Linked DNA regions of Mus musculus: regions 2, 3, 4, 5, 6 and 7 are each linked to region 1. Evidence: chromatin loops called from intact Hi-C (ENCODE). Cell type or tissue: left cerebral cortex. All regions are shown on one strand.

Region 1 (4,000 bases):
CATAATGCAGGCAGGCCCAGGCGAACCTGGTATTGCGGGCAACCCTGGACTAAGGCTCGCCTTTCACAAAGCTCAGGGAAGGCTGCAGCCATCCTATCTCCCTGCAGACCAGATGCTCAGCTCAATCCCCCTCCCCGATTTTTACCTAAAGAATAGCTCTCCAACCCCATATTGAGAGGGCCTGCTGTGGATCTTACAGAGGTACAAAATGGTGGATGGGAGCTAATTTTTCCCTGCTCTCCCCATACATAACTCGGCACATCCATCACCGCAGGTCCTCCTCTACCCCAAACCCTCAACTAGCCGCGGCGCAGCAATCACAGGCGGCGGCTGAACCGTGCTTTACCAACCTGATGTCATGTAGCCCCTAGAAGCCTGGGGCGCGAAGGCCGCGGGGAAGCGCTTGTGCAGGCGGTAGTCCTTCTCGCTGCGGGACCTCATGCGGTCCGAGGCCCGGTCCGAGAAATCCGAGCTAGGCCAGGCTCGCCGCAAGGTTGTGCTCCGGGTCTTCTTCATGGTGGGAAAGGGCGACCCTGGTGCCCCGATAGTAGGGCCTCAGCGCCAGGGCGCAGCGCGCTGCTTCATCCGTCTACCGAGGCCACGACCCGGGAGGACTCTGCGCACATTTTTTCCCCCAGCCCCTCTTCTCGTCGGTGTCTACACCGCCGGCGGCAGGTCCGGCCCTCCCCACGCCCCCCCACACCCCCACGGAGAAGGCTCGGATTTTACACTCGTCCCACAATGCATTCCACTTCATTTGCAATCCGCCGGGCTTCCAGCTTCCAGATTCCTGAGGGGGAAGGCACGTTGGGAGGCTCGGCGGCCGGGAGGGGGCGGCCCGGGTGGGGGCGCCGAGACTTGCAGCGTGGAAGCAATGGGAGCGCAGACAATGGCCCGATTCAGCGCAGGAGTGCTTAGCCAACTGTGCGCCACAGCACAAAAGACCCAAACAAATGAGGAAGCCGAGGCCTCCGGGGGCCGACCCGGGATCGCACGCCCCGGCAGCTTGACCGGTGGGCGGCAGCCCCAACCGCACTAGGAGGCTTCAGCGCGAGGCGTGGGGATGACAGCGTCCGAGTCGCGTCCCCCTGGACCTCCCAGCCGCGAGGGCCGCAGTCCCCGGCGCCCGCTGTCTCTGCTTCTCTCTCGCAGTCCTCGGGAGGCAGTCTTCATTCCAGAGGCTCGAACGGGGGGCGCACGGGAGCACCGGGACCGCCGCTGCGACAACGCAGGAAGAGCCCCGTTGGGTGCTGGCGACCGCGGCGCGCCGTCAGGCTTCCTCCTTCCGAGGCTGGCGGGGGCGCGGGAGGGTGGGGGCGCGTGCCGACACGCGTGGGTCCCCCGCCGCAGGCATACTCTTACTCACGGGCCGCGGTGGCTGCGGAGCCCGGCGATCGGCCCCCGCGCGAGGCCATCGCGGCTCGGGGACTAGCGCGTTGCGCTCTGGCACCGCCGAAAGCGGGACGGCTACCCAGTGTCATGCTAATCTCGGGGCAGCGCGGAGGCTCGGCGTAGATCCCCGCAGCAAAGCCCCAGCGGCGACGGCGACGGCGGCGGCGGCGGCGGCGGCGCGGGGCCTGGGCCCTGCGGATGACACCGCGCGGATCGTTCCACGTCTTTCCGATGGTCCCTCCCCCTCGCTCCGAGGGCTAGCCTTCGTGGGAACGCGCTGATCTGCGGCGCCCGGCCTGGTCCACCTGCGCCCAGCCGGAGACGCGGGGCGCCGCGAACGCGCGGGGACGCCAGGCCCACGCCGACTGCCACGCGCCAACGGCCTGCGCCCTCTGCGATCCTGAGTGGAAGTCACTCCCCAATGGCCTGGTTGCGCTGGCGGGCCCGGGGCCTCTGCACCGCCGGGCCCTGCACAGCTGCTTATGGTCCAAGCACCAATCGCTGCAGGACAGCGGTGCGCGCGGAGGAGGGGGCGCGGGCCAGACGCGAGGTCACGCCGAGTTAAAGGCGCCCGGCCTGGCCGCCAGCCCCGCCACGCGCCGCCACTCCCATTCTTATCCACCACTCTCACCTCCCCATTTGGGTTGCCAAAAATGCGTTTTGAGCTCTAAACAAGGAGAATAAACTTGATTGCCTCTGGAGGTGATCTGTCATTTCCCGTTTGAGCTGGGTGGTTTTTTTTTTTTTTTTTCTTTCTTTCTTTCTTTTTTTTTTTTTTCCTTTTCTTTAATGCATCTGTGACAACGAGACGTTCCCAATCATTTTTAAAGGTGGCATTCCACGCTGATGGGTGACAAGATGCAGAGCCAGCAATAGGAAGCCTTCATGGAAACGTGTATTCAGCAGTCGGAGGGCCCTAAAGGGTTAAGATTCAGGAAGCTCTGGCAAGACATCCAGGAGGCAGAAAGGCAATGAGATCTAGAAGGGAGGCCATCATCCATCTCCAGTATGTGGCTTGGTAATACATAGCCAGAACAACCTCTCTGTGGATACCAAGGGGGTGGGGATAAAAAGCCACAAGTCGCATATAAAACCTATAACTACATCAAGCAATATTAATTACTAACTACAAACCTATTAGCTAAATGTTTAGCGACCTCCTTTTAGATTCAAGACAAGCCTTTAAAAGGTACCCTTTGCTAAAATGGCAAGGAACAGAAAGACGACTGGTTTAGAAGATCAATGTGTAAAGGGCCATAGAGGTGAATTTTTTGTTAATGTTTTCACGAATGGGCGTTACTGACATTCAGGTATCTCAAATCAACAAAACATCAGTTCTCAAGACACCAAAATGGTCACACAAATTTTTGCAGTAATTATGACTTAAGAGGGATTGTGATCATGTGACAACTTTGGTATTCATTCACTGAGCAGATTAAATAGGCAACATACCAAATATGGTCCCATGCAATGAATGGTCCAGCAGAAAAGAAATGCAGGAAGCTGAGTTAAAGCCAAAAGTTGTGCCACATTTTATAAAGATGCATTAACCTCTGTGAGGCATGCCAGTAGCTGGGGCCTAGAGCATGAAGAGCCCCTCAAAGAGTGAAGGGATTGGTGTCCAGGGCCATGGGAACAAGTGCGACGGTCCTGAAGTCTAAACCAGTCTTGGTTTCTGTTGGAAGAAATGCAAGAAGGCCAGTATGGCTGGAGTCAGAGCTGAACAGGAAAGCCGTGGGCGGTGAGGTCAGAGAGAGGGAGCGTAGATCATGCAGGGACTTGCTAGCCATGTTCAAAGTTTTATTTCCTACTCTTGATGGACTGGGGGCCACAGAAGAACTCAAAGCAAAAATACAGCCATAATTTTATAATTTCTATATAGAAGGAGTTTAGAGGGTATAATATAAGGCAGGGGCTAGTTGGTAATTACATGTAATATGTTTTTAAAAAATGATCATGTTCACACTGTGAAAGGATGAGTGGGGCTGGTATACATTTGAAGAGGAGAGCTACATCTGGTCTCAGTCGCTTGTGACAACAGACCTTGCAGGGAACTGAGAGCATCCACTGGCCAAGCAGCCACACCAGGCACCTAAGAAGCAGGCAGCAAACATGCCAGGGTTCTCAGAACCCAGATGATGCATGAAGCAGGTATGGTAGCCGCTGCCACCCACCCACCCCCACCACTGTCAGTAACTGACTCACCCACGTCAGCTAACAATGCGCAATGGTCATCCCAAGAGAACGGATGAGTGCAGCCACTGGGAAAGTCGGGTTCATCATGTCCATTCATCTGTGCTATGGGAAAGACTGCTTTGTTCATGGGACCCCGGGATTCCCCAGCCACAGCGCCTAGCCGCCAAGTCCTCCTAGAGCCATAGCGTATCCTAGTCATGAACTATCTATTTACCAAGTCAGCCCATTGTTGGGAACCCCAATATTCAATCTGAGAAATTCACAACTAAGATTTAATTGCTAGGGATTCAGTTCAGCTACAAGAATGGGGAGTTGAGTTATAAAACCACAACCCACGTAAAAAGCCAGGTGTGCGCTTGTAAACCCAGCACTTGGAGGGGCAGAGACTAGAGGATCACTGGGGCTCCCCAGT
Region 2 (4,000 bases), 260 kb before region 1:
CTTTCGGAGGTTGACCTCCTCTGCTTAATTGTCTCAGTTGCATTCGCTTTCCTACCAATGATATGAAAGCCACGGTGTATGTAAGCTGCCTTTCTTCTCCTTGATTCCTCTGTGACTGTGCCCTTAGGTCGGGTCTAGAACTTAGTGAATCGTGGTGCAGGGAACTGGCGCTCAAGGGCTCTGTGAGGAGACTTAGAAGGTTTTTGAATAACTGCTCAAGAGTGGTGTAGCTGGGTCATACCATAGATCTGTTGCTAGTTGATTGAGAAGCCTCCGTACTTATTTTTGTGGTGCTGGAACTAGCTTACATTCCGGCCAACAGAGCACGAGGATTCTGTTTTGTCCAGATCTGTGCAAGCATTTGTTGTTTGTTTTCTTAGGGTCGGCTACTCTGACAGGGCTAAGACAGACTCTTAGTGTAGCTTTGATTTGTATTTCTGCAGTTGTTAATGAGGCTGGAGTTTTTCAGATAGCTGCATTTTTTCTTTTATGGATTATCTGTTTATTTCATTATCCAGTCTATTAACTGGGTTTCTTGTTTTTTGTTTTGTTTTGTTTTGTTTTGTTTTGTTTTTAGTTCAGTGTATAGTCTGGATAATAACCATCTCCCAAATGCATAAATGACAAAGATATTATATGGGCACATTTTAAAAATTCCTTTCTTGAGCTCTATAGCGTCATCGGGTAAAACGTCACTTCCTGGTTCTCTTGTTCCAGTGTCTCGTGCTTGATTTTCACGTGCAACGTTTTCAATACGTAAGGGAGCTCACTTTTAGTCTGCTCACTGATTTATCACAGAGGAATTGCATATACTGTTTCTATATACTTTTTTCAAAATAACATTTTTATTTATTCTTTGAAAATTTTATCCAATATATTTGCATTTCTCTACCTTTGCATCAAAAATGAAAAAAAAAATCAAAGTACGACTGCTTGGTAATGAATTATGTAACACCTCTTCTAGCTGGCACCTTTTATACATCCAGACAATTGGGAAGCAAAACTGTTTTACTGTAATGAAGCAAGTAGTGCTACAACCTGCCATGTCCATTGTAAAACGTCAGTGGCTACTGTCATTCCATCCACTGAAGAGCTTTCATGAGGAATGAGGAGATTCAGGGTCAGCCAAAGGCATTCACAGCCAAACCGGAAGACCTGGGCTCAACCTCCAGAACCCACATGTTGGAAGAACAGACTCAAGCAAGTCTTCTTCACACACACACACACACACACACACACACACACACACACACACACACACACACAGACACAGACAGACAGACAGACAGACAGACAGACAGACACACACACACAAAGTATGAAGGAATTCAACACTGACCAAACAATGACTTTGCTACAGTGGATTCATTCTTTAGCAGGTGAGGTAGCAATATGATACATGGCTATAGTGCTTTCTCCCAACAATATAAAACTTAGATTCTTGTCATTACGGAGCCAGCTACTGGTAAAAGTCTACAAGAGATGAACAACGATCAGGTGGGAGGTAGGCAGAAGCAGCAGAGATCTCGCTGGCCTGGGTTGTGGAGAGCTGGGGGGCGGGGGCAGAAACAGATGAGAGAATTGTGAAAGCAGAGTGGATTGTGGGAGAGGGCCACTGACAGGCGTGGGGGAGAAGGGAGAGGAGAATGAGTCATCAGAAGCTGAGTCACAGATGGCCTGTGTTGAGGGTGTGGGCATTCCACAGGAGCTCGGAGGATGCTATCTGGAGGTGGCAACACATGGAGAGATGCTCAGGGTCCACAAGGGCGTGCCAGATATCAAAGGAGCACTGGACACAGAGTATGGAGGCTGCAAAGGGCAGCCCCATGCTCATGAAGGCCAGCACACACTGTGTTAAATCCACACTGTGCAGAGCTAACAGGCTTATTCTGCCGACAGAGATAATTCAGAGTGACACCATGGACTGTTCATACCCATCAGTCACCTAAACTAACTTGAGATGCTTCAGATCAGGGAAGGGGAATCAGTCACATCTGACGTCCCTGTGGCCAAGTATATCTGACAGAAATTAAGAGAAGGGTTTATTTTGCTCCTGGTTTCAAATGTTGAAGTCCACAGCCACTTGGTACCATGAACTTGAGTAGAAAATTATAATTTGTGGAGCTGGTGGCAGAGAACAGCCATTCACATCTCAGTGGACCAAAGACCACTGAAATCAGAGATGAGGCTACAACTGTCAAAGGCCCACCCTGAGTCCTAGTAACCTACACAGCATCACCATAGCATCACCATAGCATCACCCAATAGTGCCATGAGAGAAAGCATTCAAAGTGTGAATCTATGGGGAAACATTTGTGGCTCCCAGAACATAACAGTTTAAAGAGATTCCTTTATCTAAAATAGAATACCCAACTATGGCCATGAAGTTGGTTGCTAGACAAAAGAAATGTAGGTCAATTCAGGAGACTTATCTAAAGGGTCAAGTTCAGAGTTAAGCCTGTTTTGGTGAGGTCTAAAACCGAGAGTTTGCTGCATATTAAGGTTGGTTTTAGAAGCATCATTGTCAGTGAACACAAGAGATTGCATGCATAGACACAGAAGAAAGAATATGACATTTCTTGGTCATTGCCCTAAGGACCACCAAGGTGAATATTGCCACAATACCATGGTAGCTACCTTCTGTAATATCTGACTGGCTTCATTGTCTTTATTGTGAAACCTTAAATCTTAATGTTTTAAAAGGCACCAACCACACAATTGCTACCCTCTAACATGTCTAGTCCTTGCTTGCATACCACTCTGTCAGTGGTATAGCCGTAGAAGCCAGTGGTATGGCAAGGTGGGAGGAAATCCAGAGAGAGGCAGTGGTCATACGCCAAAGTTCTTATTGCTTATTACAGAGTGTTGTTTTTCCTTTCATCATCAAGAATCTTAATTTATGTATCACTGAATATGTGATGGATCTCGAAATTAGTTCCCTTGTACTGTATCTCATTAAGCCCTTACAGCTCCTTCCAGAAGGGCCCATCAGTTCTTTTGAGTCATAGTTCAGCAGTTCCTATGACATGGTAAAACTGCCTGAGTTAACAATGAGAAAGAAAGAGGCTAAAAAGAGATTTCCTCCCTGTACCATCATAGAGATTGACCCACGATCTGAATGGAAGTCTTCACAGGAATTAAATGAGAAACTCCTTGTTTCCTAGACACTGTCTAGTCCTTCAAAACTGAACACCCAACTGAAGTCTTTCTGAGGGCAGGCTGCCCAGCCCAGGTTGCGGTACCCCAGTGACCTAATTTCTGCCAGTGAAGACCCAAGGGAGTCCTAGTCACTGTTGTTCATTCTCTCCCCTCCTTGCTATACTCCAGCCTTGGACAATGAACTACCAAGCGTTCATTTGTCTCTACAAGATTAAGCCAAGTGTCATGCATGTCTGCTAAACACGCCTGGATTTTATTTCTCTTCCTTCATCTTCTGTTTCCTTTTCCACTCCCCGTGGGACATTGTACAGACTTCTCTGTGAGGCCTGGACAATCTTCATGGCTCCAGTGAGCTGTGTTATGACACTTTGAGTCTCTCCATTAAGTCAATATTTAGAAGTGCAACTTAGAGATGGCAGTAGTTCAAGTCTTCCTGTCAGGTAGAGAGAGCCCTGGTGTGACAAATTGAGCAGGGAGGAAGAGTCCGCCCTCCCTCAGCCCAGATCTTCACACAGTTAAGGCTTGTCAACAGAACCTACAAAGCCCTCCCTGCCCACCGCTCCTGTGTGGTTGCACAGAGGAAACCATGCTAAAGAAATGGTTCAAGGCTGAAATAAGTCAGAAGTAGTGTACCTGGGACCCACCGCTGCTCCACAAAGGTTAAGAGCTAGCTAGTTACATATTGATCTCGAACTTTTTGATGTCAAGGAAATTTTACTTTGGAGGACAAAAACGCATCTTCTACTGATATTGAAGAGCAACTCAGAGCTGGGTGGATATCCCGAGGATGAAGAGGAGTAATTGGGGGTGGCTATTGAGAATTTCTGTGGAAAGGTCATCT
Region 3 (4,000 bases), 270 kb before region 1:
TCTCATGTCTAAGAGATTAGGAACAAGTTTTCCCTGGCCAAACATCCACCAACCCACAAAGTCTCAGGCAGTGTCTTCCTCGAAGGAGAATCATTGGATGTCTCCCTTTATATGTAGAATAAAGCTATGCATCCACATAGTGGCTCGTCACTCTGTCAGCCTCTCTCATAGTGTCTCCCTTGTTTCCTACCCTGCCAGACTCTCCTTGTCTTTCAATGTGCTGAGCTCTCTTTCCTCCAAGGAAGACGTTTTTCCCTACTTGATTTCAGTGTGGCAGCCTCAGGAGCATCGCAAGATGGCCACTGGGGTGTGATCCCTGTCTTCTAAGATACCTCCTCAGACATGTGAAGCTGCACCCTAGTGTGGGTTCTTAACGTCTCAGCTCTACTTGCTGAGTTTGTCTTCCCGGGTAATTTACATCTTTTTGACTGTTATCTCAATCCACTGGTCTCTCTTGCTTACTGCTTCATTGCAGAACCTCAAAATGTACCTAGTACATGGGTAGGTTAGAAGAAAATCACTGGGGTGTAATGTCGATGGCTCAATCTGCAAAGCACTTGTCGCGTAAGCACAAGAAACTGAATTTAAGACTTTTAAAAAGAGTCAGAAAACCTTACCTAGATGGGTCAGATGTCACTCAGGGATGGTGGTCTGTCTTGCTGACTATAACTATGTTTGAATCCCCCAACCCTAACCCTTTAGTATGAAGACAGGCACAGACCATGTTTATGATAACGCCAGAATTTTCTTTAAGAAAATATTTCAGCATGGGAAGAAAGACATGTGGAGTCGGGACACAATGGTGTGTCCTGTAGCTATCACTGTGTAAGAGGAATCTGGGAGCTGAGGATGTGAATCACACTCTACCCTGCCCAGGACTCACCTTGCTACATGCCATGTCTCCTGTTCTCTCCTGTTAGCTTCCTTGATGTAGCCTGAACAGCCCTTCCAGGGAGCGCCTTCCAGGAAGTGTGTCTATACTAGGACCGTTTCTTCCCAGCTTGGCTACCAAAAGGAGACTCAGCATGAGTAACTCACAGACAAGGCTTTACCCCAGCCAGCCTGGATCCCAGAGCATCTGTCACTGTGGTCATGGGTGGGACACTGTCCTTGGACCAGTTAAGACTAGGTGCAAATACTTTGCCCCTCATCTCAGCCCAAGGTGGCCCTACAAGGCACTGAGTGTACCCCGGGTGAGATGTGAGAGGAATATCCCAGGGAGTAGTCGGAAGTACTTCAAGAGGGAGAAACTGTGTTGGAGACCAGTGCTCACCACAGTGACCATACAGGGTTGGGGTAAAGAGAAGTTGGTGACCTAACCAAGAACAGGAATGAAAGCAAGGAAGGAAAGGAGCGATGGAGTGAAAAATGATAAAATATAAATATGAATTTAAAGTCCTGGAAAAGAGAGCAAAGTCCAGTAAGGACCAGCGTGCTTGGTGGTGGTCTGTGAGAATGAAGACTCAGAAAAAATGACCAGTAAAATCTTCATCCTGTCCTACGTGGCTTCCAGAGCCATCGGTGTCAGAATTCCTGAAATGTTTAGTATAGTCCAAAGCAGATCTAAGAATGCCATGGAGCTTGGAGAGTGTTCAAGACACACAACGAAAAGGCTAGCGTGTTGCTTGGCACACCAGTACGCCTACATCTGGCTATCATTGAGGGTAGCAGAGATTATCTTTACCACCACTAGAGGGCAGTGTCAGGCCAGGCATTTCTCAGGTCCTAGGCAGGCGTTTTCTCAGCTGTGTTGGATGTTCTTTGGTCAATTACTTGGTCAATTATTGAGTCTAGCCGGCACTCCTTGCGATCCTTTTAGCTTCACCTGACTGTCCAGAGTAAAGTGTGGGTAGTAATGTCTCTTTGATTTGTCTTTAAGGAGATGGGAAAGTAAATAACACATAAAAAATACACAGCCCATCACCAACCCTTCCCAGACACCGTTTAAAGGGGCCGCACTGCTCAATAAGGCTGTCCTTTCACGGAGATGTAGCTATCCACATGCATTTACCAGTGGCCTGTGTTACCCCGGGCACTGACCAATCACCATTTAAGCTTGGCGGAAGGCTTGATGGTGTCCAACTTTCAAATAAGGAATCAGGGCAGAGGGTGTATGTCAGTGGCAGAGTCATTGCTTGAGCAAGGTCCTGGGTTCCTCAGAACTTAAAAAACGGGAGGCGGGGGTAACGGAAACGAAAAGCAGAGAAGAGAAACAAAACCCAAAAAGCATCGCAGAAGGGAAAACTGAAGCTTGGTGAAGCTTGGTGGGTCAAGTTCACAGATTGGAAAACTAAAGCCCGGTGAAGCTCAGTGGGTCAAGTGAGGTCCAGGGCTGGTGGGGAGTAGGGCTGGAATGTCAGCTTTCGCCTGTCGTCATCCAAAAGGATTGTAAGGCCACAACTCACTCACAGGTCCCGAACTCCTGTTCTCACATTTCCTGGTGCTGCCTGCTTGGCTAACTTAAAACATCAATAAAACACACCAACACACACAGAGACACACCCACATGCACGCACACACACATACACACACACACACACACACACACACACACAAGTGGAATGGAGCCCTTGAACTGAAATTATCAGTGCAACAAAGAGATTCTTCTCACAGCTAGCAGAGTGCTGAGTTGCTCATTGAGTGTAGTCTTTCTTCCCTGAGGCAAATTATCTTTCAGCACAGCACCCAAGAAGCACAATACACCCAAATTGTTAAGCAGGACCTGTGTCTATTCCAGGTTCACCTGTTTATAGTCTGATCACTGACTGGGACATTTAAGCTGTGGCTATAATAGCGACATTAGCTACAGGAGAGCTGTTCACCCCTGACTACAGAAAGAGACTGGTCTGACTTAATGGGAGTGTCTGGACTGAGGCTGTGAGCTTAGGTAGGCCAGCAAAATCTAGCATCAACAAACTAAATGACTCACACTGGCAAAAACTGAGCTTCCAATGGGCCAATGAAATGGCTGAGAGTATCTGCCGCTAAGCCTAGTCACTTGAGTTCAATCCCTGGGCCTAACATGGTGGAAGGAAAGAACTGACTCTAGCAAGTTGTCCTCTGACTGCCACATGTGCCTCATGTATACACACACACACACACACACACACACACACACACACACTCACACACATATATATACACACACACATACACAGGCATACACACATACACTCTCACATACATATCTACACACACACACACATATACTGTCACACACATACACTTACACACATGCACACACACACACACACACCCAATAAAGATGATCAAGGAACTTTCTTTAAAAGTATGTAGGATATAACAAATCTGGATGATAACTAAAGCTCTGCATGCTTTTATTTAACAATATATCAGAAGCCCAGGATCTGGAGACTTGCTCTAAAGCTGCAGTCCCCTGATCCAACCACGCAGGGAAAATGAGGAAATCAGCCCAAATCCAGGCAGCACTGTTTCCCTCAGCATGCTAAAAATGCTCAGCATTCACGAGGCCCTGGTCAGTGTCCTCCCCAAATCACCAGAAACAGCTAACCAAGACTGATCTTTGTTTCCGCACACCCTGCCTGGGCATTAAAAGCAAGTTAACACAAGAAACAGTTATCCTTCTCGCAGGGGCGTGATAGAGTGCTCCAACAGCTATAGAGACACTACCGTCTTCACCTCGGAGAGGTGACATCAGTAGGTAGAGACTTTGGGGATGATCAGGCGAGGAAGGCAAAGCTCTCATAGTGTTCTCATGAAAGAAAGAAAGGACCAAGAGAGATCCCCACTCCGGTCCCCAGTGCCACCTCCCCTGCACGCTCTTTCCTCTGTGAGATTGGTGTAGGAACATTGTGAGTGCCCACCTTCTCTGCACCCTGAATCTGTTGCCTCCGCTCCTGAATTTCTTAGCCACCGTAACTGTGAGAGATACATTTCTGCTGTTTTTCTTTGTTTATTTTTATTCGCTTTACATCCTGATCTCAGCCCCCTTCCTCCCCTCCTCCCAGTTCCACCCTTA
Region 4 (4,000 bases), 270 kb before region 1:
AAGAAAGAGAACAGGAGAGAGGGCTCCCACCTCCTGCAGTCCTGGCAGTATTGGAGGGGCAGGAGCCTTGTGTCTTTGAGTTTCGAGTCACCAGCTCTGTAAGTCTGAGGAACCTGATGTCCCTAGGGGGAGGAAAGAGCAGTTGGGCCAGTAAGAGAGTACGCTCATAGCCTTGCCACAGGGGAAGCTGAGAGGTGAGCCTCCATGGGACAGGTGTTGGCCGAGTTCCATCTACTGAGGAGGTGTCAAAATAAACTAGTTTCCCCTCCCAACCCCTTACTGTTACTTAAGAAGGAACCAAAAAGTCCAAAGAAACCTTTTCTTTTTTCACTCATGGTAATGAACTCAGTCGCTTTCTGAGTTTCACAGAGATCACAGTGGCTTTTATTGTCTGAAAACTGTTTTCAGCTCTTCCTTCCTTCCTTCCTCCTTTCCTCCCTCCCTCCCTCCCTCCCTCCCTCCCTCCCTCCCTTCTTTCCTTCCTTCCTTCCTTCCTTCCTTCCTTCCTCCCTCCTTTCCTTCCTTCCTTCCTTCCTTCCTTCCTTCCTCCTTTCCTTCCTTCCTCCTTTCCTTCCTTCCTTCCTTCCTCCCTCCCTTCTTTCCTTCCTTCCTTCCTTTTCCCCCACTTTGCTATGCTGAAGACTGAACCTGGGACTTTATCAGAACCTCATCTCTGCCCTCAACTTCTTTGAGCTTTAGTAAAACCAAACTTTCCAAACGAAAAGGTATCCAAAACAGAAATCCCACACTCTCTGTTTTCTTCTTATGCAGGAAAAATGATTTTTTAAAAAAATCATACTTTTAATTCATTATTAGGGAATTACTCAAAGCTACTGGAACCTACAGAGTGCTAAGGGAGTGCTTTCCACCCTCCCTTGTCTGGTGACCTCAAAACTACGAGTGTGAACGTCTCCAGTGAAAAATCTCTCCCCCTTTTAACATTTTGGGTTATTTTTATTGCAGGTTTTATGCTTCACACTATAATCAAAGCCTGCTATCTCTTGCTATCTTGGCCTTGCACTATTTGTGACTCCCCCTAATCACGACGCTGTCTGGCACACACATCAGTAGTCACTTTGAAAGAAGTGCAAATTGTGAGATGCTTCTTTCAATTTAATCTTGCATGTTTTATTTAAAGCCATTTCTTCACCGTACGAAAATCTATCTTCGAACATGTTAGGAAAATAGCATATATCTCCCAACAGATAACTCATGGGTGATATACACAGCAAATTTCAATGTGGAAGTTAAGTGCTTGGAGCAATGAGTAGATAATTCTTTTATATGTCTTGGCTGAGGGGACATTGTTTGAAAGATCATAACCTAAACAGTCTAACTTGATCCTTAGATTCCCAAATGTTCAAGGATATGTGCTAAGAGGAGTCTAGCGTGTGGAAATCTGAGTTGCATAACATATCCTTAAGCTGCCTGCCTTGGAATCGGACGTATAAAGATATTTCTTGGCGCTATGTCAGTTTAAAGGAATGTGTATATATGACCAGTGTCTAAAACGCATTAACCGGAGACCCCAGATTTCAGAACTTTGGGAGCCTCTCCTTCCACAGCTGGACTCTTTCCAGCAGGAGAGGAAATCTGAGATCATAGACTCCTTTGTGTGCCGTTATCCCAGGATGCTGTGGGGGATAGTTGGCTGTAAGAGATTGCTGTCTGCCCGGTACTCTGGAGTGCTGTGTGCCACCTTGTGGACATCTTAGTGTCTGAGACAATTGCTGTGGAAGTGGCCAAAGCTTGGAGGCCTGGGCTGGGGATGGGTTTTGGTGCTGGCAACCATGTGACTCAGTTTACCCCAGCACCCTGCCCTCTCACTAGCTCTGTTGCCCCAACCCTACCACTCAGCCACTTTAAGCCTTAATATTCCCACCTGCCAGCATCTCTGAATCTGAGAGGTATGCTGACCAAACAACCACAAGACAAAAACACCTAGAGTGAGACACCTTCCACTACCTTCTCAGTGTCACTGGTGCTGGGGTTAGAGTGGTGTGCAACTTAAAGCTTAAGGGTTTCTTATTTCTGGACTACCCCACGTAATACTTTTATGCTACAGTTGATCCTGAGAAGATGGAAAGAGAGGAAGACAAAATCCCGTACAAAGAAGGACCAGCTCTATTGAGCACGAGCTCCTACACCATGAATCAAGGGTCAAGAGATCCTAGAGGAGAAGGAACACCCGAGGCCCCCTCCACTTTTGTGCCCTGGGGTACCCTAAAACCTACATGTCTGTGTTCAGGGGGTCCACAGCCCATGGGGCCTCCTATATTTGGTTAAGGATGCCTATTAAGGCAATAATGCAAATTTCTTTTTAAAGTCTTGGATTCTGCTAGTCTATTTGTGTAGTACCTCATCCTCTGCAGCTTGTCTATAGACTAAGGAATAGGAGTTTAATAGACAGAGGAGGGCACTTGATGACCACACCCTTCCTCTTGCTCATTAGCCTTCTGGGATGGAAGTGGTGGTTGGTAGTAATGGGCCCCTGTGCTGCTCTACCACGAAACAGTCCTCCCCACTAAACAAATCCTCCCTACTAAACAGTCCCCCCACTAAACAGTCCTCCCCACTAAACAGTCCTCCCCACTAAACAGTCCTCCTCACTAAACAGCCCCAAAGCAACCTGCACCACCTGTTTATTGCCAGGATTGTGAAGGACTCACATTTCACCTGTGCCAGACCAGCACAGCTCCGAGAGCACGGCTCTTTTCAGAGCAAGTGAGCCACGTTTTTACTTTCATCCCCCAGTCTGATAAAAAGCAAGCATCTATTTTTTGTCCCCCTAAGACATAGCCAGCTCCCTATCTGCCCACCCCTCTCTACATGCTCCCATCTTTGGGTGGAGTGCCGGAGGAAGCTCCCCTTACCTCCAGTTCCAGCTCCTCTAGGTGGCCCTCCTGGACCCCTCCAACCAGGTTAGAGTGGGCATGTGCCTTGTGTGCACTCCCTTAGTCTTCTTCTCATGCCCTGCTCTGCTTTTACTACAAACAGGAAAGGTAAACAGATGCTTTTCATAGCAACAAGGGACCGGTCAGAGAAAACACCGGGCATGCGGTTATGCCTGACGCTTTGATGAAGCAATACACAATTCTAAGTGTATCTATCGCATAAAGTATTTGGGTAGACAAAGTTTCATACTATAACCCACTGATCTGAACACACACAGGCTCACCCACCCCTTGCTCTCAAGTGCTAGGGGGAATATTCTCATTAGAACTTTCTTGGTTTATCTCTATTTTCTCCCCTTTGCGTTTCCTTTTTCTTCTTTTTTCCCATTCATTTATTCATTCATTCATTCACATTACATCCCGCTCTCGGCCCTCCTTTCCTCCCAATCCCACCCTCACACTGCCCACTCCCCACTACCCCCTCAGCTTCTCCTCAGAGAAGGGGAAGCCCTCCATGGATACCAACCCACCCTGGCCTATCAAGTTGCAGCAGGGCGAGGTGCATCTTCTCTCATTGAGGCGAGGCAAGGCAGCCCAGCTAGGGGACAGGGACCCATCAGAGACAGCCCCTGCTCCAAGTGCTACAGAACCCACATGAAGTCCAAGCTGAACATTTGCTACGTCAGCATAGGGGACTTAGGCTTGACTGCTCCTTGGTTGGGGATTCAGTCTCATGGACCCAGGTGAGTGGACTCTGTAGATCTTTTGGTGGTGTCCTTGACCCCTCTGGTTCTCTCAATTCTTCCCCCAACTCTTCCACAGACTCCCCAAGCTCCGCTTAATCTTCAGCTCTGGGTCCTTGCATCTGTCTCCATCAGCTGCTGGATGAAGCCTCTCGGGAGACAGTTATGTTAGCCTCCTGTCTGCAAGCATAGCAGAGTATCATCAATAATGTCAGGGGTTGGCTCTCTCTCATGGGATGGGTCTCAGTTTGGGCCAGTCATTGGTTGGCCATTCCTTATGTTCATAGCAACTTTATTTGTAATACCCAGAAACTTGAAACAACCTGAATGTCCCTCAACTGAAGAACAGATAGAGAAAATGTG
Region 5 (4,000 bases), 84 kb before region 1:
TGCATTTGTGGGGAGAAACGGTGACCCATTCATTCAAATGTTGAGGGTCTTCCTGTGGCGGCCATCTGCCAGAGGAATTGGGAGCTCACAAAGATAGAGAAGCAGCCCGTCCACAACTGTCTTTGCCTTGGAACAGTTCTATTTGAGTGGAGGAGGCAGCCATGGAGATCAAGGTCACGGTGTTGTGACATACACACAGCAGCCAACTGAACAGCCAGCCCAGAAGAGAAGACGGGTCAGCATCATATACAGCTGACAGCGGGACTCGTTGTAGGAAACTCTGGGACTTTTCTAAGGCCTTGAGATCTGTGTCTGATGTCAAGGGGCATGAGGGCGGTTGTTGCCTGGGAGCTGGTGATGCATTCAGGGCTGTAGAGAAGGAGCCCTGCTCTATAGGAACCACCATGTGACCACAGTTGAGCGCTCAGGGCTTTCATCCTTTGGGGAACAATGGCCAGTGGAAGAAACTTAAAGAATAACGAAGCAGATGCGAATTTAAGAAAACTGACTGTGGCTGCCCGGCAGATGATCTCCTGGAAGGAGACAGAGCAGTTTATAGTGGAATAGACACCATGACCTTTTTACCTATTTGCCTGCTAGGAGGGATGATGGAGACAGGGGAAGCTGAGAACTAGCACTGAAGGGTGAGAGATGCTGATTCCTTAAGTATCAGCCAGTAATGTAAACTTGGCTCTCGGACTCAAAATTCTTTACAGTTTGCAGATGGTCCAGCTGGGTCCCCAGGATTCCTAGAATTTCCTAGACATTTCTGGGGTGGGGATTGTTTGGTTTTGGATCCTGGGACAAGGCACTGAGGTGCATATTTTACAAAACAAAGCAGATCTGGCCTCCAGGTTTTCCCAGCATCCCTCAGTCCCTATCTGGCATACCTGGTCCCCAACCTTAAACTTTCCTGCCCAAGGACTAGGCTGCCCTTCCAACACAGGCTCTCCCCTCTCCTCTCCTCTCTTCTCCTCTCCTCCTGAGTTCAATTCCCAGCAACCACAGGTTGGCTCACAACCACCTGTAATGAGTGAGATCTGATGCCCTCTTCTGGTGTGTCTGAAGACAACTACAGTGTACTTACATGTAACAATAAGTCAATCTTTGAGCCGGAGTGAGCCAGGACAAAGAGAGCAGAGGTCCTGAGTTCAATTCCCAGCAACCACAGATGGCTCACAACCATCTGTACAGTTACAGAGTGCTCATATACATAAAATAAATAAATAAATCTTTAAAAGAAGATTTATTTTAATTTATGTATGTATTTGCGTATATGTGTATGTGTATATGCATGTGTGTGCAGTGCCTATGGAGGCTCCTGGAACTGGAGTTACAGGCCATTGTAAGCCACCCAATGTGGATGCTGGGAACTGAATACAGATACTCTGGAAGACATTTCTTGGTCTTAACTGCTGAGCTATCTCTGCAGCCCCTCCCTCCCCTCCCCCCTTTTTAAAAAGATTTATTTATTTTATGTGCGTGCACTGTAGCTGTCTTCGGTTACACCAGAAGAGGGCAGCAGATCTTATTATAGATGGTTGTGAGCCACCGTGTGGTTGCTGGGAATTGAACTCAGGACTTCTGGAAGAGCAGTCTGTGCTCTTAACCGCTGAGCCATCTCTCCAGCCCCCTTCCCTTTCTTTTTATTGTTGCTTTTTGAGAATGCTTTCTCAAGTAATAAGCTAACACGGCTGGCTCAAGCCAAGGCTCAGATCAGCCTGAAACATTGAGTGATAGCCTCTCCAGAAGCTATCTGGGTGCTCTAAGGTAGACCATCCGCCCTGCTGTCTGAGCATGTAAGGCTGAGATGAGTTACACCTTCTAGGCTGTAGAAGAATACAGAGGACTCCAAGGGAAGAACTTGACCCCAACTTTGAAATGATGTAATGAATGAAATCAGGCACCGGAACTGGAGATCCCTGAGTGTTGGGCTAAATCCAGCAACTGTATTGGTCGGGGCAGCAGAAACAGTGCCCGACACTTGGGGCTTGTGTCCCTCTCCCAGCCCAATTCCAGTTCAGTCTCCCCTCCCCAGAGCATCACTAGGGGGCTCCATCAGCTCTGCTATGGCTTCAGTCGGGTATGGGAGGAGCAGGTCAGAGTACTTACAGACAGAATCTAAATTCAGCACGGGCCCAAGGAGATGTTTTAAAGAATCAGCAGAAATTAGGGAAGGAGCTAACATAGAACCCACAGACTCTAGAACTTCCTAAAGCAGAGCCCTCTGAAGAGCTTTTATAATGTCTGGTGGAGGAGGAGTGGTTAGAAGTGAATGCAAGGGATTTCTGGTTTCTACTAGGAAAGTCAGTTTTGTGCATTGAGTGGGCAGGGATGTTCAGACCACAGGGCAGACTCAAACAGTTTCCAAACACGATCTTATTCAAAAGCACAGGTGAGCTTGCGCTGATACTGCAAAGCCAGGGAGGGGGATGGGCACAGCCAGTGCCCTTCAGGCTCTCAGTAATCTGACTTTGACTTGAGAGGTGCGGAAGCTTGAGTTTTCTCTGAGTTACTACTCTAGCCACAGGGACCGCAAAGTCTTCCCGAATGAGTCTAAAAGTCTGTGGTAAGGAGGATGGGATCTGCTACCAAAGGGGAAACCCAAAGCAGAAAAGCAGATTCGACCATCTTTGGATCCTTCAAAAAGTAAAAACTTCTCAGAAGACCAAGCCGCAAAGACAGCACTCTGTGATTTTTGCATAGCTTACAAAAGGCTTCCCTACACAGATGCCAATTAGCAAAATCAACTAGTTTCTGCTTGCCCTTCCGCATTACAGTTCATTTCTGTACATCCTTAGCAGCTTCTTCTCTTTCACTGAGTGCCATCTCCCCCGCCCCCTGCACGCGCGCGCACGCGCGCGCGCACACACACACACACACACACACACACACACACAGCGAGAGGCAGAAACTGAGCACTCCTCAAGTATAATTGCATAAATAAATAAATAAATAACCTGCACATTTCACATAACAATGAATATGTACAGTAACTTTTTTTTCTGGGATACAGAGAAAATGAAATGGGATGCTCCAAATATCAGTCTCCTGGCCATCTCATTGTTATCTTGCTTTAAGATAACATTAGTTCCCTCCTACATCCATTCCTAGGTCAATCCACACCGTCTGTACCAGCGCTCTCTTGCACACCGTCTGTACCAGCGCTCCCTTGCACTGGTCCCTGAACTCCAGCTGCAGAGCCATGCCACGTCTCCCACATGCCCACTCCTACCGAAAACTCCCATCATCTCTCACCTGGCCGGCTATAATAGCTTCATGGCGTTCAGCCTCTCTTGCTTGGTTTTTAATAGCCCCTTTCTACAAAGCAGCCAAGGTTCTCTCCTGAGAAATCATAAATCATACTATTTCCCTGCATTGAACCCCACAGCACTGCCTTTGACACTTGGAGAGAAATCTGACTCCTTATGAGTTCTACAGGATCTGCAGAGTTCCATCTGCCTACCTCTGTGGGATCAACCCTGCCCACCCCCCAACCCCCCACTCACCAGCTCCTTTCTCATGACAGGCTCACAGCCTTGTGCTTGCATCATGCCAGGTTCTTCCAGAACTCAGATAAAGTTCTGTGTGTGTGTGTGTGTGTGTGTGTGTGTGTGTGTGTCTGTGTGTGCATCTATGTGTCTGTCTGCATATGTCTGTGTGTATCTCTGTGTCTCTGTTCTGTGTGATTGTATGTGTGTCTGTCTGTGTGTATATGTGTGTCTGTCTGTGTATGTCAGTATGTGTGTCTGTGTATGTCAGTATGTGTGTCTGTGTGTCTGTGTTTGTGTGTCTGTCTATCTATGTGCATGTCTGTCTGCGTGTTTCTCTGTGTGTATGTCTCTCTGTGTGTCTGTATGTGTGTGTCTGTGAACATATATCTATATGTATATGTGTGTGTGTGTCTGCATGCATCCACCACACAGGTGCTTCTGGGGTGGACTTTTTCAGGACTTGCCTCTTGTCATCACGTGCATCACAAGTCAAAGACCATAGCTTT
Region 6 (4,000 bases), 56 kb after region 1:
GTGGGATAAACTAACCCTGTGCTGATGGGAAACACCCAGAAAAGCAGAGTAGCCTGGCAGGAAGACAGTGGTCACAAAGGCTTTCACCTGTTCCCGAGCATCAAGGCAGCGAGGTAGTCCCCTCCTTCCTGGGAGTTCTTCCTACCCCTTGAGGAATCTAAAAGCTTGCCCTAGTCTCTGAGGGGGTGAAGGATGACTGACTGTCTTTTACATTAGAAGTTTGACCAGGTTCGGGTGGGATTTTTCCAAGTCAGTTAGAAATCTCTGGAAGAGCCTCTCAGAGGACAGTTATGCTAGGTTCCTGTTTGCAAGCATGACGGAGTTATATTAACAGTGTCAGGGATTGATGCTTGCCCATGGGATGGGTCTCAATTTGGGGCAGTCATTGGTTGGCCATTTCCTCAGTCTCTGCTCTACCCTTGTCCTTGCACATTTTGCAGGCTGGACACATTTTGGTTAGAAAGCTTTACGGGTGGTTTATTGTCCTTATCCATCACTGGGAGTCCTTCCTGGTTACAGGAAGTGAGCACTTCAGGATCTATATCCCCCTCTGGTAGACTCTCAGCTAGAGTCACCCATACACCCAGCAGCCAATGGAAAGAGATGCAGAGACTCACACCCAAACATTAGATGGAGCTCAGGGAGTCTTAGGGAAGAGTTGGGAGAAAGATGGAGAGACCTGAAGAGGACAGGTACTCCACAGGAAGACCAACAGAGTCAACTAACCTGGACCCCTGGGGGCTCCCAGAGACTGAATCACCAACCAAAGAGCAAGCACGGGCTGCACCTAGGCTCCCTGCATGTATGTAGCAGATGAGCGACTTGGTCTTTATGCGGGTCCCCCAAACAACTGGAGCAGGGGCTGTCCCTGAGCCTCCTGCCTACCTTACTGTGGATTCCATTCCTCTAAACGAACAGCCTTGTCTGGCCTCAGTAGCAGAGGATGTGCCTAGTACCCCAGCAACTTATGTGTGTGTGTTGGGTGTGTAGGGTGATGGTGACACCCAGAGAGGAGATGGTAGAAGGAGGGCTTTCAGGAGGAGGTACTGAGAGGAGAGGAAGGTGTAATATTGGGTTGTAAAGAGAATAAATAAATTAATTAAATTTAAAAAAATTTTTAAAGAAAAATATCTTTTTTTCTATCTTCAATAAAATGTAATTGACAAAAAAGAAAACTCTGGAATAAACATTATTTCCAGTTGGAGAATGATCTGGAAGTTGTGGAGAGAAATTTGCTTTGTAATATCTCCCAACCCCCACCAAAAGAAATAAAAAATAAAAGACTTTCATGGTAGATTAGCACACCACAACAACAAATGAAAAGGATTTGTTTCTTGAAACAGGAGGTCACCTTGGAGTGATTAACATGGCTGCCAGAATAAGATCCCATTCCAGACAACCAATAGTGGCAGGGACGAGTCTCCACAGGAAGGAGCCTGGCAGTCAAGAAAAGGCCCATCTTCTACCTGAGGAGCCTGCGATGGCAATTCAAGCCTTAGTTCCCTTCCAAGTGTCTGACAGGTTCCCCCAGTTTCCCTGGGGCTTATTATAAAAGTGTCAGAGCCTACCAGAAATTTGATGGCAGCCACACATTATCAAATAAATAAAAAGAACACTCTTTTTATCCCACCTTTGAAGTTACTCTGAATAGCGTCGCCCTCTGCCAAGTTTCCCGTCTCCTGCATAATGAGATACTTTCTAATTAGCATATCACAAATATTCCCGGTCTCATTTTTTCATCATTGCCCTAATACGTTTTTAAATGTTTCCTTTATAGTACAGTGAGATTTTCCCCGCTCTATACAGAGGTGTGGGAATGAAAGCAATATGTCCGCTCAAGCCCCCAGTTTGTTTTTTCTTCCTTTCTTACAAACTAGCAGGCTGCATGGGATGGTGGGAAGGTCACCGGAATGAAAGCCAGAAGTCCTGGATTTCAGTTTTGCCTGTGCTGCTCATTAGTTGTGTCATTTTAAGCAAATTGCTTCACCTTTGAGTGCCTCTGGGTCATTTTCTATATAATGACTAGGCCTGGCCGAATGGAAGGTCCCCCACGGCTTCAAACACCAGGATTCCATTTGTGAAGCTTGAATAATTCCTTGTGTCCTTATTCAAACGCTGGAGCAAGTTATTTTCCCTGATTAGGAAACGCAGCGAAGAACAACCAAAGCGGGTACAGACGTCAGCAAATAGGAATGTGGCTTTAAAGGGACACCAATATTTAATTGCAGAATTATAGACTATCCTTAAACAGCCAAAGGCTCCCACAATATCACTATACGTACACTGCTACATTCAGTAGTGTTTTTAACTGGCTTCAATACATGGACACAGAATAAATGAATACACGCATGCGCACTCACGACTACACGCATGCGCATACACTTGCGCCTGCAATTCTTGCCGGTATGAACTGATCCTGCCTGGAAAGAATACTCAGAAGAGGAAAAGGAAGCTCTGGATATCGATGGGTTTAGTATATTTAAAAAAGAAAAAATCAGCATAAAATAATTGTGATTGTCCCAATGACACCTGAGTTTTAAGATTTGGCTAGTAATATCATAGCCATAAAAATGTGGAAATTGATTGGAGTTTCAACTGTGAGCCCCTGGGGACAAAGACCAAGCTAGTCATATGAACCTTACCATTTAGTTTGCCTAACTGACCCTGTCTGAAGGAAAGGAAGGAGGCAGTCTAAGCAGGACTCTGACCTTCCGGACCTGCCATCCCACCCTCCCTTTGGCCAACGGTGACAAGATTGCTCCTGCTATCAGGGGACTTCTACCATGTCACATCTTCTGTAAGGGCAGGGGGCAGGGCGGGGGGGAGATGTGCATGCATGCTTATCTGTGCATGTCTATAAATGTGTGCATGTGTGGGAGTGATTGCACATGAAGACCAGGGAACAACTTTGGGATCCACTACTCATATGTATGTATGTATGTATGCATATTACATACATATATATGAATATTACATATCTATATATTTTAAAGATTTATTATTTATTATTACATTTGTTTTCATTTATTATTTATTACACACCAGGAGAGGTCATCGGATCCCACTACAGTGAGCTACCATGTGGTTGCTGGGAATTGAACTCAGGACCTCTGGAAGAGCAGTCAGTCCTCTTAACCGCTGAGCCATCTCTCCATCCCCTCGCCTAGCGTTTTTTAAACTGTGGCTTCTGTGAACTAAACTCAGGACTCTGGCAACTCCTTTTGCTACCATGTAAGCTATCCCTCCCTGCCCACACCACCTCTCTGGACTCCAGTTCTGGCTTCTCTGGTCTCCTCTGCCCCTGAGGCCACCCTGCATCCCCCTGACAGACCATACAGCCCACTCCCGGGCTCTCTGATCTTCAGCTAACCTCGGTGGATCTGAGCAGCTTGTCACACTGCACTCTGGTCTCTCTCACCACTTCTCTGGCTCCTGTGGCAGGGTGGGACTGCAGGGAGACACTTGGGTCCCGTGGTGGTCCCGGGAATAAGAGCGCCCATGACTCTGGATAGGAATGGACCCTGAAGAGTGATTGAGTCACTGAGCAAGAAGCAGGGAGATTTCAGAATAGTCTCGCCACACCCCCATCTTCCTGAACAATTACAGTACAAGGGGGAGCAAAGGTAGTGGAATGAGCAATTGTACCCCAAAGAATAGATTTTCATCGGACTGAGCAAGGGCATAATGAAGACTGGGGGAGGTCAGCAGCCATCCTATTTAGGTGAGAGGCAAGGGAGCTGCCTACATTTGGGTTTTATCAGAAGAGCAGCAAGAATCATGAAGGTTTATGACTCGCTGGCACTGCTGTATAGAATACTCTGGAACAGCACACAGGTCAAGAGATCAAATCACCACACAGTCATGAAAAGCCATAATAATTACAGCCACAGAAGTTGACAAACAAAATCTAACAAAAGCAGACTACAAATAACACAGTGGACATTATCACCGTTCCAAAGACTGTATGTATGAGAATATATAAGTAGGTAGATACCACGGA
Region 7 (4,000 bases), 82 kb after region 1:
AAAAGAAACTGCAAACGGAGTTCCAGAGCACCTATAATTTACTTTTATAACTATTGAATCATTAACAGGGACTTCTGGAGGTAATTAAAGGGAAATGGATAGGCCTTGACTCTCAGGTTGGGAGTTTTCATGTTTGCTCTTCACAGCAAAGCAACAGTCTGCTCTACTCCATTCAAAGCATCTGAAAAATTAGTCCAGTCATGTCTCAAGGAACTAGAAAGCCGATACAGCCCAGGCAACGATCCTGCATGCTCAGGGAGGCTCGGTTTTGCTCGGCGCCTGCCCGAGGCCGCCTATAACAACCCCAGATTCCTAAACGCTCAAGTCAAGAGAGGCAGCAACAGCTAAGGAAACGGGGAATTACCTGGGCGCTAGGTAGAAATGACTGTGTCTTGTAAATGAGCACGAAAGGATCAAGTGGCTTCATTATCCATCTAACTTCTCCAACAGGGGATTACATAAGGAAATTAATTACCTAAGCCAGACGCTGGCAAGCACGCAGCAAAGCAGGCTGAAGGCAAAGCCAGCATTCATTTTTCCCATAGAAATGGCTCCTTCAGATTGTATGACTGCCTGGGAAACTAAAGTCTTCCCGACAGGAGCAGAGTTGCCGTACCCACTACGGTAAAAGTGACCCGGGGGTGCTTTTCATTGTTCCTCCTCCCTGCGTTCTTGGGACAGTCCAGTTGCCCCAGTCACCTGGGATGTATTCCCAAATGCCTCCAAGATGTTGTTTTCCCGGCCTCCTTTTCTGAATGTCGAGTGGACTCAGAACCGTCATTCTCAGTGGTCGATGACTCTGAGCGACCTGGCAACCAAATGAGCTTCGTTTTAAAAGCAGAAGTAGACTGGATGTGAGAGGCGAGGCAGGAGCGGCCGGCAGACCACAGATAGTTCTGATCATCTTGTTACACAAGTTGAATATTTCAGGTCCGAAAATATAAAACCCGAAATGTTCCAAATTGCAAAACTTTTCGAACGGTGAAAAGAAGCCACCCATCCAAGACTCCACACCTGACTCATGAGAAGCTTGAAGCATCAACGTCCAAACAGAGCACGCTAAAGATTCCATCTAAGATCATCTCCGGGCTACACATACAAGTACAGGAAACATAGGTGAATTTCCTGTTTAGACTTGGGTCCAGTCCTCAAGATATCTCATTATGTTTATTAAAATATACCAAAGTCCAAAGACATCCAAAACTAAAACCATTTCTGGTCCCTAGCACTTGCGGTAGAGGACACTCAATACCAAGATGATGAAAACACTCACGGATCCACAGCTGTGAGGTCTCTCAGAACTGAGTAACCACGTTCCTGAGCATGTACTTGTAGTCAGACAAACCATAGCAAACTCATCGCACCGAGGAGAGTTATCTGGCCCCTGAGGTAAGCTTATCCTACTAAAATTCCCATTGCCGTTGCATCTTGTGTTTTAATCATTTTCAGTGGGAGCCTTTGAGCTGAGAGGATCCCTGACAGTTTTATAGAGTCAACGTACAGGACATGGCCACCCCACACAGTGCCCCAAATACCCCGCTTATGTAAGTCTCTGCTTGCTCTTCCTGGAGCAGCAAACGGGCCTGTGACCTGGTTCTGCCTTTCTTCGCTCGCCCCCTAGTGGGGAGACTAAGGCTGCGACAGCAGCTCGAAGAAGAGGAAAAGAGCCTGGAGAAAGGTGTCTAGGACAGGGAGACGGGGCTGGGCTGCCACAAAACCAGAAAGGACGGATACTTAAGGCAAAACATGGTATTTTCCCAAGTTATATAGAATTTTTATTTTAAATTATGCATGCATGCTCAAAAGAAATTAGCCCTTCATCCACCTGTTGGAACTAACGAGCTAGAGCTCTCAAATTTAGACTTGACTCTTAAATGAAAGAAAAATTATATATGTTATTGCATGGGACATCACTTTTCACTCAATACACCCCCACACACACTGCCTGGCAACTAACACACATACATATGTTCTCTCTCTCTCTCACACACACACACACCAAGAAAAGATGTTTGCACCCAGACTGTGTGCACAGCAAGCCTCTCTGGTGTCACTTGAAGCCAGTGTTTTACAAAAGAAACCAACAAAGAAAACCCTTAGTGTGTTGTGTGTTCAGCCAAACTATTCTGGACACAATACCAACAAAGGGTGGGAACTCTGAGCAGCCGCCCTGCCGTAACTCCTTCTGTAGACTCTGCACCTACATTGTTCTTACAAGATGAGGCCTCTTTCTCAGATGTAGCTTATAACAAACAAAACAATCCCAGCATTGCAAATGATTGCCATGAGATCACTAACAAAAGTGTGTGCCGTTATGTGGAAATCACGAGAAGCCAAGGTGAAAGGTCATGGTTCTAACTCCGAACTTCAGTTTTCCTCCATAGCCCATAGTGTAGCCTTTCATAAGGTCACAACTTTCCCAGCTACAAAAATTAGAGACTTGAAAGCTTCCCTCAGAGTTTCTACCCTGGCTTTGATTATCTTAAAAGAAAGTGTGGGCACTATGCCTTCCATTTCCTATGGTCATGGTGCCCTCTAGTGGCTTATAGGAGCTATGACATGTGTAGGTTGTGCTTTCTTTTCTTTCCTCCTTTCCTTTCCTTTCCTTTCCTTTCCTTTCCTTTCCTTTCCTTTCCTTTCCTTTCCTTTCCTTTCCTTTCCTTTCCTTTCCTTTCCTTTCCTTTTTCCTTTCCTTTCCTCTTTTCTTTTCTTTTCTTTCTTTTCTTTTTAACCTGGGAGAACGGTAGGTACAACCTTTCAGTCAATTTGTCTAACCATGGTAACCAGGCATCTGGTCAAATATCCATCTAGATGCCACTGTGTATGTTTTAGATGAGAATAACACTCAGTTGACTCTGGGAAAAGCAGATTACTCTCTCTGATTTGGATAGATGGCCATGGGAACTCAGGCAGCAGGCACCTTTCAGAATCTCCAGCCCCGATCTCCAGCTTGTCTTCCTGTCCAGTTTGGCCCGCTCTGTATGTGCCTGTGTGTCCGGGGAGGAGAAATATGTGTAGAGGGGATGTTCTTGGGGGTAGGAGACAGGGTGCATAGCACTGAGTCTACATCCTATGTCTTTGGAGAACCGTAACAGGGAAAAGGGAGTAATAAATCAAATTACCATACATAAATGTAACAAATTATACACAAATGTAACAAATTATCATACACAAATGTATCATTCCGGGCCATCGGAAAACATTTTTTTTTCTTTTTTAGTTTTTTTTCGAGACAGGGTTTCTCTGTATACCTCTGGCTGTCCTGGAACTCACTTTGTAGACCAGGCTGGCTTCAAACTCAGAAATCCGCCTGCCTCTGCCTCCCGAGTTCTGGGATTAAAGGCGTGCGTCACCACGCCCAGCTGAAAACATTTTAATAACTACAATGACCATAAAAATCATATTAAAATAAAAATGACCCAAAATTTAGTATGTAGTTTTACTCATGTAAAAGTTTTACCTAAATGTGAAAAGTGATTTTCTATTTTACTTTTAATTTTGTATGATCTGCAGGATCAAAATTTAATTTAATCTCATAATGTAAAGTAAAAGTTTTAATGAAGATATTGACAGGTGTGATGGCTCAACAAGCCTTTAGCCCTAGATCTCTGTGAATTCAAGGCCAGCCTAGTCTGCATGGGGAGTTCCAGGCTAGCCAAGGCTACACAGTAACTACTACCCTGTCTCAATCAGTTAAAACATCAAACAGGTATTTGTATTTTACTTTTTTAAAGGATTTATTTATTTATTTATTATATGTAAGTACACTGTAGCTATCTTCAGGCACTCCAGAAGAGGGCGCCAGATCTCATTATGGATGGTTGTGAGCCATCATGTGGTTGCCGGGAATTGAACTCAGGACCTTTGGAAGAGCAGTCAGTGCTCTTAACCGCTGAGCCATCTCTCCAGCCCCTATATCTTAATTTTATGACAGCACTAGTTACAATAGCCACAGGTAAAATTAAACCAGGTAAATATTAGCAACAAATTCATAAGTATA

What was found. Peaks named below come from ENCODE experiments on the same cell type or tissue, not always from the same donor. Only the 100,000 strongest peaks of a DNase experiment are listed, where the experiment ranks them.
Region 2: it touches region 1 in a loop (3-fold over the local background); 3 of 42 quality-filtered maps call a loop at or near these places.
Region 3: it touches region 1 in a loop (3-fold over the local background); 4 of 42 quality-filtered maps call a loop at or near these places.
Region 4: a loop joins it to region 1, with 2.2 times the contacts of the local background. A loop is called at or near these places in 5 of 42 quality-filtered maps.
Region 5: a loop joins it to region 1, with 2.4 times the contacts of the local background. A loop is called at or near these places in 5 of 42 quality-filtered maps.
Region 6: a loop joins it to region 1, with 4 times the contacts of the local background. A loop is called at or near these places in 8 of 42 quality-filtered maps.
Region 7: a loop joins it to region 1, with 9 times the contacts of the local background. A loop is called at or near these places in 7 of 42 quality-filtered maps.

The regions. Positions count from the first base shown.
Region 1 is chr8:47,287,530-47,291,529 of GRCm38, forward strand. Stox2 (storkhead box 2) reads right to left here and starts at 1,873. Exons shown (of 4, transcript NM_001114311.1): 1 at 351-1,873. The coding sequence starts at 516. In left cerebral cortex, a CTCF peak has its summit at 2,061; DNase peaks (open chromatin) are centred at 305, 935, 1,182, 1,670 and 2 more places; H3K4me3 peaks cover 2,511 bases; H3K27ac peaks cover 2,600 bases.
Region 2 is chr8:47,030,669-47,034,668 of GRCm38, forward strand. All of the region lies in intron 2 of Enpp6 (ectonucleotide pyrophosphatase/phosphodiesterase 6), which reads left to right. Among named protein-coding and RNA genes, the nearest start is that of Enpp6, 46 kb to the left of the region's middle. In left cerebral cortex, CTCF peaks have their summits at 1,714 and 1,913; a DNase peak (open chromatin) is centred at 1,604.
Region 3 is chr8:47,014,775-47,018,774 of GRCm38, forward strand. All of the region lies in intron 1 of Enpp6 (ectonucleotide pyrophosphatase/phosphodiesterase 6), which reads left to right. Among named protein-coding and RNA genes, the nearest start is that of Enpp6, 30 kb to the left of the region's middle. In left cerebral cortex, a CTCF peak has its summit at 1,687 (motif pointing right); a DNase peak (open chromatin) is centred at 1,691.
Region 4 is chr8:47,019,792-47,023,791 of GRCm38, forward strand. The region is part of intron 1 of Enpp6 (ectonucleotide pyrophosphatase/phosphodiesterase 6); the gene reads left to right. Among named protein-coding and RNA genes, the nearest start is that of Enpp6, 35 kb to the left of the region's middle. In left cerebral cortex, a CTCF peak has its summit at 1,706 (motif pointing left); a DNase peak (open chromatin) is centred at 1,621.
Region 5 is chr8:47,203,633-47,207,632 of GRCm38, forward strand. All of the region lies in intron 1 of Stox2 (storkhead box 2), which reads right to left. Among named protein-coding and RNA genes, the nearest start is that of Gm51570, 15 kb to the right of the region's middle. In left cerebral cortex, a CTCF peak has its summit at 2,065 (motif pointing right); no DNase peak of the experiment used is centred here.
Region 6 is chr8:47,343,580-47,347,579 of GRCm38, forward strand. It overlaps a transcript of Stox2 not described here. Among named protein-coding and RNA genes, the nearest start is that of Gm39171, 22 kb to the left of the region's middle. In left cerebral cortex, no CTCF peak of the experiment used is centred here; a DNase peak (open chromatin) is centred at 2,351; H3K4me3 peaks cover 1,198 bases; H3K27ac peaks cover 1,298 bases.
Region 7 is chr8:47,369,303-47,373,302 of GRCm38, forward strand. It overlaps a transcript of Stox2 not described here. Among named protein-coding and RNA genes, the nearest start is that of Gm39171, 48 kb to the left of the region's middle. In left cerebral cortex, CTCF peaks have their summits at 1,624 (motif pointing left), 2,530 (motif pointing left) and 3,790 (motif pointing right); DNase peaks (open chromatin) are centred at 1,597 and 2,491; H3K4me3 peaks cover 506 bases; H3K27ac peaks cover 260 bases.